2 separate regions of the Homo sapiens genome follow, and region 2 is linked to region 1. Evidence: chromatin contacts called from ENCODE Hi-C or POLR2A ChIA-PET data. All regions are on one chromosome and are shown on one strand. The core of a region is the stretch at or near the end of the contact, and the rest is flanking DNA. Distances in the headings are between cores, read along the strand shown. Region 1 holds the start of UBR7 (ubiquitin protein ligase E3 component n-recognin 7). Region 2 has its middle 22 kb from the start of ITPK1.

Region 1 (3,720 bases), core at 310-2,809:
GCATTCGAGGCAATTTTTTAAAAATAATGCAGTTAAACTTCATGTTTCTACTTTCAAACTGCACCTACAAAACTGGAAAGGCAAGGGAGTCTCTGGGAGTTAATACGTGATAAAATGAAGTCTGTCCCAGTCTTTGGAACCTGTTCCTACTCTGCGATAGATTGTACTCTTCCAAGTATGTCTGTAGTTTCACACCTGATAAAACTCCTTTTTATTCAACACCCAGCTCAAAAGTCTTATCCTTTCTGAAGACTTCCTAGGGTGTCTGGGTTTGCAACAGTTACAGAGGACCACAGAACCACTTTCACTTTTTTTTTCTTTTTTTTTGAGACGGAGTCTCGCTCTGTCGCCCACGATAGAGTGCAGTGGCGCGATCTCGGCTCACTGCACCCTCTGCCTCCAGGGTTCAAGCGATTCTTCTGCCTCAGCCTCCCGAGTAGAGTAGCTGGGACTACAGGAGCATGCCACCACGCCCAGCTAATTTTTGTATTTTTAGTAGAGACAGGGTTTCACCATATTGGCCAGGCTTGTCTCGAACTCCTGACCTCGTGATCTGCCTGCCTCGGTCTCCCAAAGTGCAGGGATTACAGGCGTGAGCCACCAGCCCGGACCACTTCCACTTTTAATAAGAGTGTCTGCCTGTCTAGTCCCCTTGTGTTTCACAAGGGCAGGAACTGAGTCGCATTCACCTCATTCTTCCTCCAGGGCTCAGCTCAGGGTTTGGCACATAATAGTAGGCATTCGACACGTTTTTTTGTGAAATAAACGAAATAGCGATGAGTTGTGGAAACGCTTGAGTAGAAGCAGCCCAAATAAATATAGTGATAAATGCCAACAATTTTTATTTTTTAAATTATTTTAAAAATAATAATAGAAACGGGGTCTCGATATGTTGCCCTGGCTGTTCTGGAACTCCTGACCTCAAGTGATCCTCCTGCCTCGCCCTCCCAAAGTGCTGGGATTACAGGCGTGAGCCCCACTTCGCCTAGCCCGCCAAAAATTTTTAGATGCAATTCTTCTTTCCTCGAGGCTCACTTTGTCCAAGTCTGCCACTCTACACGGGCTCCCCAAGCCAATTTCCCCTGGGCGCCCGCCCCGTCCTCCGGTCACTGCAGCACCGTCTCAGAGCTCACCGTCCAAGTCCTCGTCTGGAGCCGCCGCCACCCGGTGCTGCACTTCCCCCTGTACCAGAGGGTCGAATAATTCCGTTACCATGTCCTTCATCTGGGCCACGCCAGACAACAGGCCCTGGAAAGGGTCGCCGTCACCCGGCGCCTCACAGGACACCCGCAGCTTCTGCGGCTTCCCTTCCTGCCCGACGTACTCTCCCAGCAGCTCCATGGTGACCGCTAAGCTTCCAGAACACGACACCGGGAAGCGCCACCCGGAGGCGGAAATCAGCCCGCGTCCGGCGCAGGCGGGAGAAGGGAGAGGAGTGACATCCGTTTGTCGGAAGTCGCTCCTCCCCCTTCCTTCGCTTTTTTTCCTTGTCATTGGTTCCTGGCACTCGGGCCCCACCTCCTCCGGCTACGCCCCTCACGGCCGCTTTTCCCGCCTCCGCCGGGGCCGAGCCGCTGTTCGGCTGACAGTTGAGGATGGCCGGAGCCGAGGGCGCCGCTGGGCGGCAGTCGGAGCTGGAGCCCGTGGTATCGTTGGTCGACGTCCTTGAGGAGGACGAGGAGCTGGAGAATGAGGCGTGCGCTGTCCTGGGCGGCAGCGACTCCGAGAAGTGCTCCTACTCTCAGGTGGGCGCGCGGCCCGGGCCTCCTCTCCCCCGGCTCCCGCCGAACCTCCCCTTCCCGGCCCGGCTGTCCCTATTCCCGCCTTGCCGCAGTCGTCTCCCCAGTGGTGGTCCGGGGCCGCCGTTAGTCTGCCGCTTCCTCACCCCAAGCTCACCCTTCCCTTTTAACCCCAACCTCCTGGGCCCCCTTCAGCCTGTGTCCAGCAGGGGCCCCCCTCTCCCCTGTCTCCAACTCTGTCCGGCCCGCCAGGAAGGGCCCTGGAGCAGCTGCTCTGTCCGTCCTCTCCAGCCTCTTCTTGGTGCACCACTGCTTTTCACGAAACCACCCCGCGACCTCTCAGATCCAGACATCTTTGTCCCTGATTTTCCCATCCTAAGATTATTTATTTATTTATTTATTAGGGACCGAATGGGAGAGTCAGGTTAAAGAGATTTTCAAATCCATAGGGATTTGCGGTGAGCTCCTTGACAGCTAGTTCCTCTGCAATTTAGTTGGACAAGTGCTAGCTAGTACTTTTTCTTTCTTTCTTTTTTTGGCAAAATGAAGCAAGTACCCATGTCTATCTGCAGTCTGCCCCCCTCCCCTGGAAATAGACCGGAAACAGAACAGCAAGTGGCTCTGGCAAGGGAGGGGAGAGAGGAGAAAAGGATCTGTTTGGCATTTGGAAGACGTTGTGAGTGAGCAAGTGTTTGAGGGGGTGTGATGTGGTGTTTAGTGACTCACCCTACACTTCGAGGTACAAAAATGGAAAAGGATGGGTAGGAAGAAGACTGACAAAGGATGAGAATTGGTAGGAAGAAGGGTTACCTAGGAAGAGGGGTGGATTGGAACACTGGGGAGATGAGGGGAGAGACTTGTATTCATTATGTGGTATGAACTGAGATCATAATACCAGTTCTCGTTGTTGACCAAGGTTAGTTTACACTGCAAAGTGCTAGATTGTTGAATAAACCTGGTATCCAGACATAGCCCCAGGTATTTTAAAACCTTTGGTCACCACTAAAACAATTTTTCCCCTGCTTTACTTAAAAAAAAAAAAAAGAAAAAAGTTATGTCTATATGTAAACTATTTTTGAAGTGTAGTTACCTTTATAAAATGGATTCCTTAATATTTTCTTTGTGGTAAAAAAAAAAATACGGAAATTTGCACAAATCATGTACACAGCTTGAAAGGAAAGTGTGCGTGTTCCCACAACCCAGATCAACAAATAGAACATTAGGAGTGCAAAAGGCTTATTGGAATAGAACTTTAAAAAAAAAAGAAAGAAAAAGAAATAGAACCTTACTGGCATCCCGGAAGCCTCCTTATCTATCTTCCTCCTTCCTAGAGGAAGGTAACTATACCTCTTATACATATTCACTTTTTTTTTCTTTTTGAGATGGAATTTCACTCTTGCCACCCAGGCTGGAGTGCAATGTCATGATCTCTGCTCACTGCAACCTCCACCTCCTGGGTTCAAGTGATTCTCCTGTCTTAGCCTCCCAAGTAGCTGGGATAACAGGCGCCCGCCATCACGTCCAGCTAATTTTTGTATTTTTAGTGGATGGGGTGTTCTAGAGATGAGGTTTTCACCACGTTGACCAGGTTGGTCTTGAACTCCTGACCTCAAGTGATCTGCCCACCTCGGCCTCCCAAAGTGCTGGGATTACAGGCGTGAGCCACCGTGCCCAGCCTACATATTCACTTTTTAACATTTTGTCACATTTGTTTTATCTCCTTTTCTACTTAAAATTTGCTGTTTTAAAATTTTGAACTATTTAAAAATAAGTTGCAGACACGATGACACTATACCTCTAAATACTTCAGCAGGCATCTCCTAAAAATCAAAGGGATTCTTTGCATGTGTTGATTCTTTCTTTGGTAGATTTACAAACATTTTCCAGGATGAAAGTGTGATGTTACTTACATAAACCTGTACATATGCTCCTGTGTTTTCACATATTAAAATGATTAAACAGATCCATTTATTCACAGCTG
Region 2 (3,720 bases), core at 382-2,881, 69 kb before region 1:
GTCACCCAGGCTAGAGTGCAGTGGCACAATCTCAGCTCACTGCAACCTCCACCTCCTGGGTTAAAGAGATCCTCCCACCTCAGCCTCCTGAGAAGTTGGGATTACAGGCATGCACCACCATGCCCCGTTAATTTTTGTATTTTTAGTAGAGATGGGGCTTCACCATGTTGGCCAGGCTGGTCTCAAACTCCTGACCTCAGGTGATCCACCCGCCTTGGCCTCCCAAAGTGCTGGAATTACAGGCGTGAGCCACTGTGCCCAGCCTTGGCCGGTTCTTCCTTATTCACTTGGTCGATGAGGAAGCTAGGAAGCTGAGGTTAAGGGGCCGCCCGAAGTCACACAGCCAGCCAGTGGCCGACTTAATACCTTGAACCCAGGTCTTCTGGCTCCTAGACTAGACTTCTCTCGACTGTAACACACTGATCTGCCTAAAGTGCGTCCAGAGGGGTATATAGCCCGGTGGTTCTGCGCATGGACAGCGAGGGCCTGGTATTCAAAACCCAGGCCTTGCGCTCAGTGGGTGTGACATTGATAAAGTTGCCCAGCCTCTCTATTGAGCCTCAGTTTCCTTATTTGTCAAGTGAGGATAATGACAGTGCCTAACCGAAGGGAGTTCCTGGAGGATCAAATGAGAGGACGCTTATGCAGTACTGGTGCAGTGCCTGGCTGGCAGGAACCATTGTCAGAGTAAAATCGAACCAATGTGAGCCCAGGCACGGTGGCTCACACCTGTACTCTCAGCACTTTGGGAGTCTGAGGCGGGCAGATCACTTGAGGTCAGGAGTTTGAGGCCAACCTCGCCAACATGGTAAACACCCTGTCTCTGCTAAAAATACAAAAATTAGCCAGGCATGGTGGTGCACACCTGTAATCCCAGCTACCTGAGAGGCTGAGGAAGGAGAATTGCTTGAACCTGGGAGGTGGAGGTTGCAGTGAGCCGAGATCATGGTGGGACAACAGAGTGAGACTCCATCTCAAAAAAACAAAATAAAACAAAAACACAATGTGAGCAAAGAAAGAGATTCAAAAATCTCTATGTTGTCCAAAATTGGGAGTTGGATTTAAAAGTGACTGAAGGTAGGTCACTTTGAGTAATCTCAGCTACTCAGGAGGCTGAGGCAGGAGAATCACTTGAACCCAGGAGGCAGAGGTTGCAGTGAGCCGAGATCGCACCATTGCACTCCAGCCTGGGCGACAGAGCAAGACTCCATCTCAAAAAAGAAAAAGAACTGATTCCGAACACTCTTTAACGTAGAGTTCTAAGGATGGAAACTAGGGAGGGCTTGGATACCACTCATTTATCCACTCCCCCTTGGCGAGCCCAGTCATTGCCAGGCACTGTTGTTGGCATTGGGGGTACACCAGCGGAAGAAACAAAACCTTGGCCAGGCACAGTGGCTCACGCCTGTAATCCTGAGACTTTGGGAGGCCGAGGCAGGAGGGTCACTGGGGCCCGGGAGTTCAAGACCAACCTGGGAACATAGTAAGACCCTGTTTCTAAAATATATATATACATATGTGCTTCTACGTCGCCCCGCCCCTGAGCCGGCCGCCCAGCCCCTGGTGTGGTGCCTGGCGAGGGGAATGTCCCAGGTGGAGCTGGCGGAGTCACAAGCTCTACTCCACCCGACGAGGCTGTGTGTGCTGGGCCTGGCTCGCAGCCAACCGAGACGGCCGAGCAGCTGGACGAGGCCGTGAAGTACTACACCCTAGAGGAGATTCAGAAGCACAACGACAGCAAGAGCACCTGACTGATTCTGCACCACAAGTGTACTATTTGACCAAATTTCTGGAAGAGCATTCTGGTGGGGAAGAAGTCTTAAGGGAACAAGCTGGAGGTGACGCTACTGAGAATTTTGAGGATGTCGGGCATCTTTGAGATGCCATGGAATTGTCCAAAACATATATCATTCAGGAGCCCCATCCAGACGACAGACCAAAGTTAAACAAGCTTCGGAAACTCTTATCACTGCTGTTGATTCTAGCTCCAGTTGGTGGACCAACTGAGTGATCCCTGCCATGTCAGCAGTGGCCGTCGCCTATCAAGGCACACATGGCAGAAGGCTGAACCTCCTCAGAAGCCAGTGCAGGAAAATCCTGCTTTAGACACAGGCAAAAAGAAGCCAATGCTAATTACTCCAACTGACAGAAAACTTCTCTTGAAAAAAATAATTTTAACATATCTCTTTTTCTTTCTGCCTACATTAGAAATAAAACAAAAAGAACTGTCTTTTCTGCTCTCGGATTTTTCGAGTGTGCCTTTTATTCATCTACTTTATTTTGATGTTTCTTTACTACGTAATTTACTGATTGTAAGCATGATCTTTTACAAATATATCCGGCTTTTAAAATACAAAAATATAGGCTGGGCGCCGTGGCTCATGCCTATAATCCCAGCACTTTGGGAGGCTGAAGGGGTTGGATCACAAGGTCAGGAGTTCGAAACCAACCTGGCCAATATGGTGAAACCCCGTGTCCACTAAAAACACAAAAAGAAATTAGCCTAGCGTGGTGACACATGCCTGTAATCCCAGCTACTTGGGAGGCTGAGGCAGAAGAATCGCTTGAACCCGGGAGTCAGAGGTTGCAGTGAGCCGAGATGGCACCACTGCACTCCAGCCTGGGTGACAAGCAAGACTCCGTCTCACCAAAAAAAAAAAAAAAAGTATATGTATATATATATATATACACACACACACACACACACACACAAATATATAAACACACATACACACATACACACACACATCATTTTTAAACAGAAAGAAACAAAGCCTTGCCCTCCTGCAGCCCACACTCTAGTCGTGGAAACAAGCCATACACAAACAAAAAATGCAGACTGCAATCTCACGTGGTCAGTGATGGGTGAGGAGAAACAGAATAAAACGAGGGCCTAGATATGGTTCTCGCCCAGGGTGGCAGCGCCGCCTAGTGTACATTTTTTAAATTTCTATAGGTTTTTTTCTAGTTGTCCCATTGACTGGGGGCACAGCAGGCACTCAGCTGGCTGGAGTCAGACAAGCCAGACATGCTGCGATGCACAAGATAGTTGGAGAGGTGAGGAGATGAAAACTGATCTCCTCACGTGACTTTAGAATGTCTCAGCAGACATCCATGCATGTGAAAATTCTGTTTGTAAGTATTTGAGCCTAGAACCTCACTTGGTTTTTGTTTTTTTGGTTTTTTGGTTTTTTTTGAGACAGTCTCGCTGTCTCCCAGACTGGAGTGCAGTGGCGCGATCTCGGCTCACTGCAAGCTCCGCCTCCCTGGTTCACGCCATTCTCCTGCCTCAGCCTCCCGGGTAGCTGGGACTACAGGCGCCCGCCACCACGCCTGGCTACTTTTTTGTATTTTTAGTAGAGACGGGGTTTCACCATGCTAGCCAGGATGGTCTCGATTTCCTGACCTCATGATCCACCCACCCTGGCCTCCCAAAGTGCTGGGATTACAGGCGTGAGCCACCGCGCCCTGCCCCTCACTTGGTTTTATAATCAAGCACGAAGTATTTTGTACACAGATTTATCACTCAGTGAATTTCCAGGAATTCAAGAACTTTGTATATGGAGGGAAGGCTGTACTTCGTTTTGTTTGGGACTCCACCGAGAGTTTTTTATTGTTTTAGGAAATCACGTCTCTGCCGATTTCAAGTCAACATCTCACAATCTCTATCAGTCTACGCATATTTGCAGATAGCCACCAGGGCATTCATTTACTGAAGTT

Evidence for each region. Hi-C counts contacts between places; a loop is a spot of excess contacts on that map. ChIA-PET counts read pairs that join two places held with the same protein, here RNA polymerase II (POLR2A). Pooled maps may share reads with other maps.
Region 2: a map of MCF 10A shows a loop between it and region 1 (9-fold over the local background). The contact joins the enhancer-like site here to the promoter of UBR7 in region 1. A Hi-C loop is called at or near these places in 8 of 168 maps with a recorded cell type or tissue (B cell, CD4-positive, alpha-beta memory T cell, CD8-positive, alpha-beta T cell and 4 more), 8 of 37 single-sample maps with no recorded cell type and 16 of 50 pooled maps. POLR2A ChIA-PET finds 5 or more read pairs at or near these places in 7 of 52 experiments (A549, HEK293T, MCF 10A and 3 more).

What each region holds. Positions count from the first base shown.
Region 1 is chr14:93,205,697-93,209,416 of GRCh38, forward strand. It overlaps UBR7 (ubiquitin protein ligase E3 component n-recognin 7), which reads left to right and starts at 1,560. Exons shown (of 11, transcript NM_175748.4): 1 at 1,560-1,745. The coding sequence starts at 1,596. It overlaps GON7 (GON7 subunit of KEOPS complex), which reads right to left and starts at 1,369. Exons shown (of 2, transcript NM_032490.5): 1 at 1,134-1,369. The coding sequence starts at 1,341. RefSeq lists an enhancer at 606-1,465.
Region 2 is chr14:93,136,425-93,140,144 of GRCh38, forward strand. It overlaps the pseudogene CYB5AP3. Among named protein-coding and RNA genes, the nearest start is that of ITPK1, 22 kb to the left of the region's middle. RefSeq lists an enhancer at 1,640-2,139. Within about 2 kb of position 1,632, at least 2 of the 41 ENCODE cell types and tissues checked have a DNase peak (open chromatin) inside an H3K27ac peak, as active enhancers do.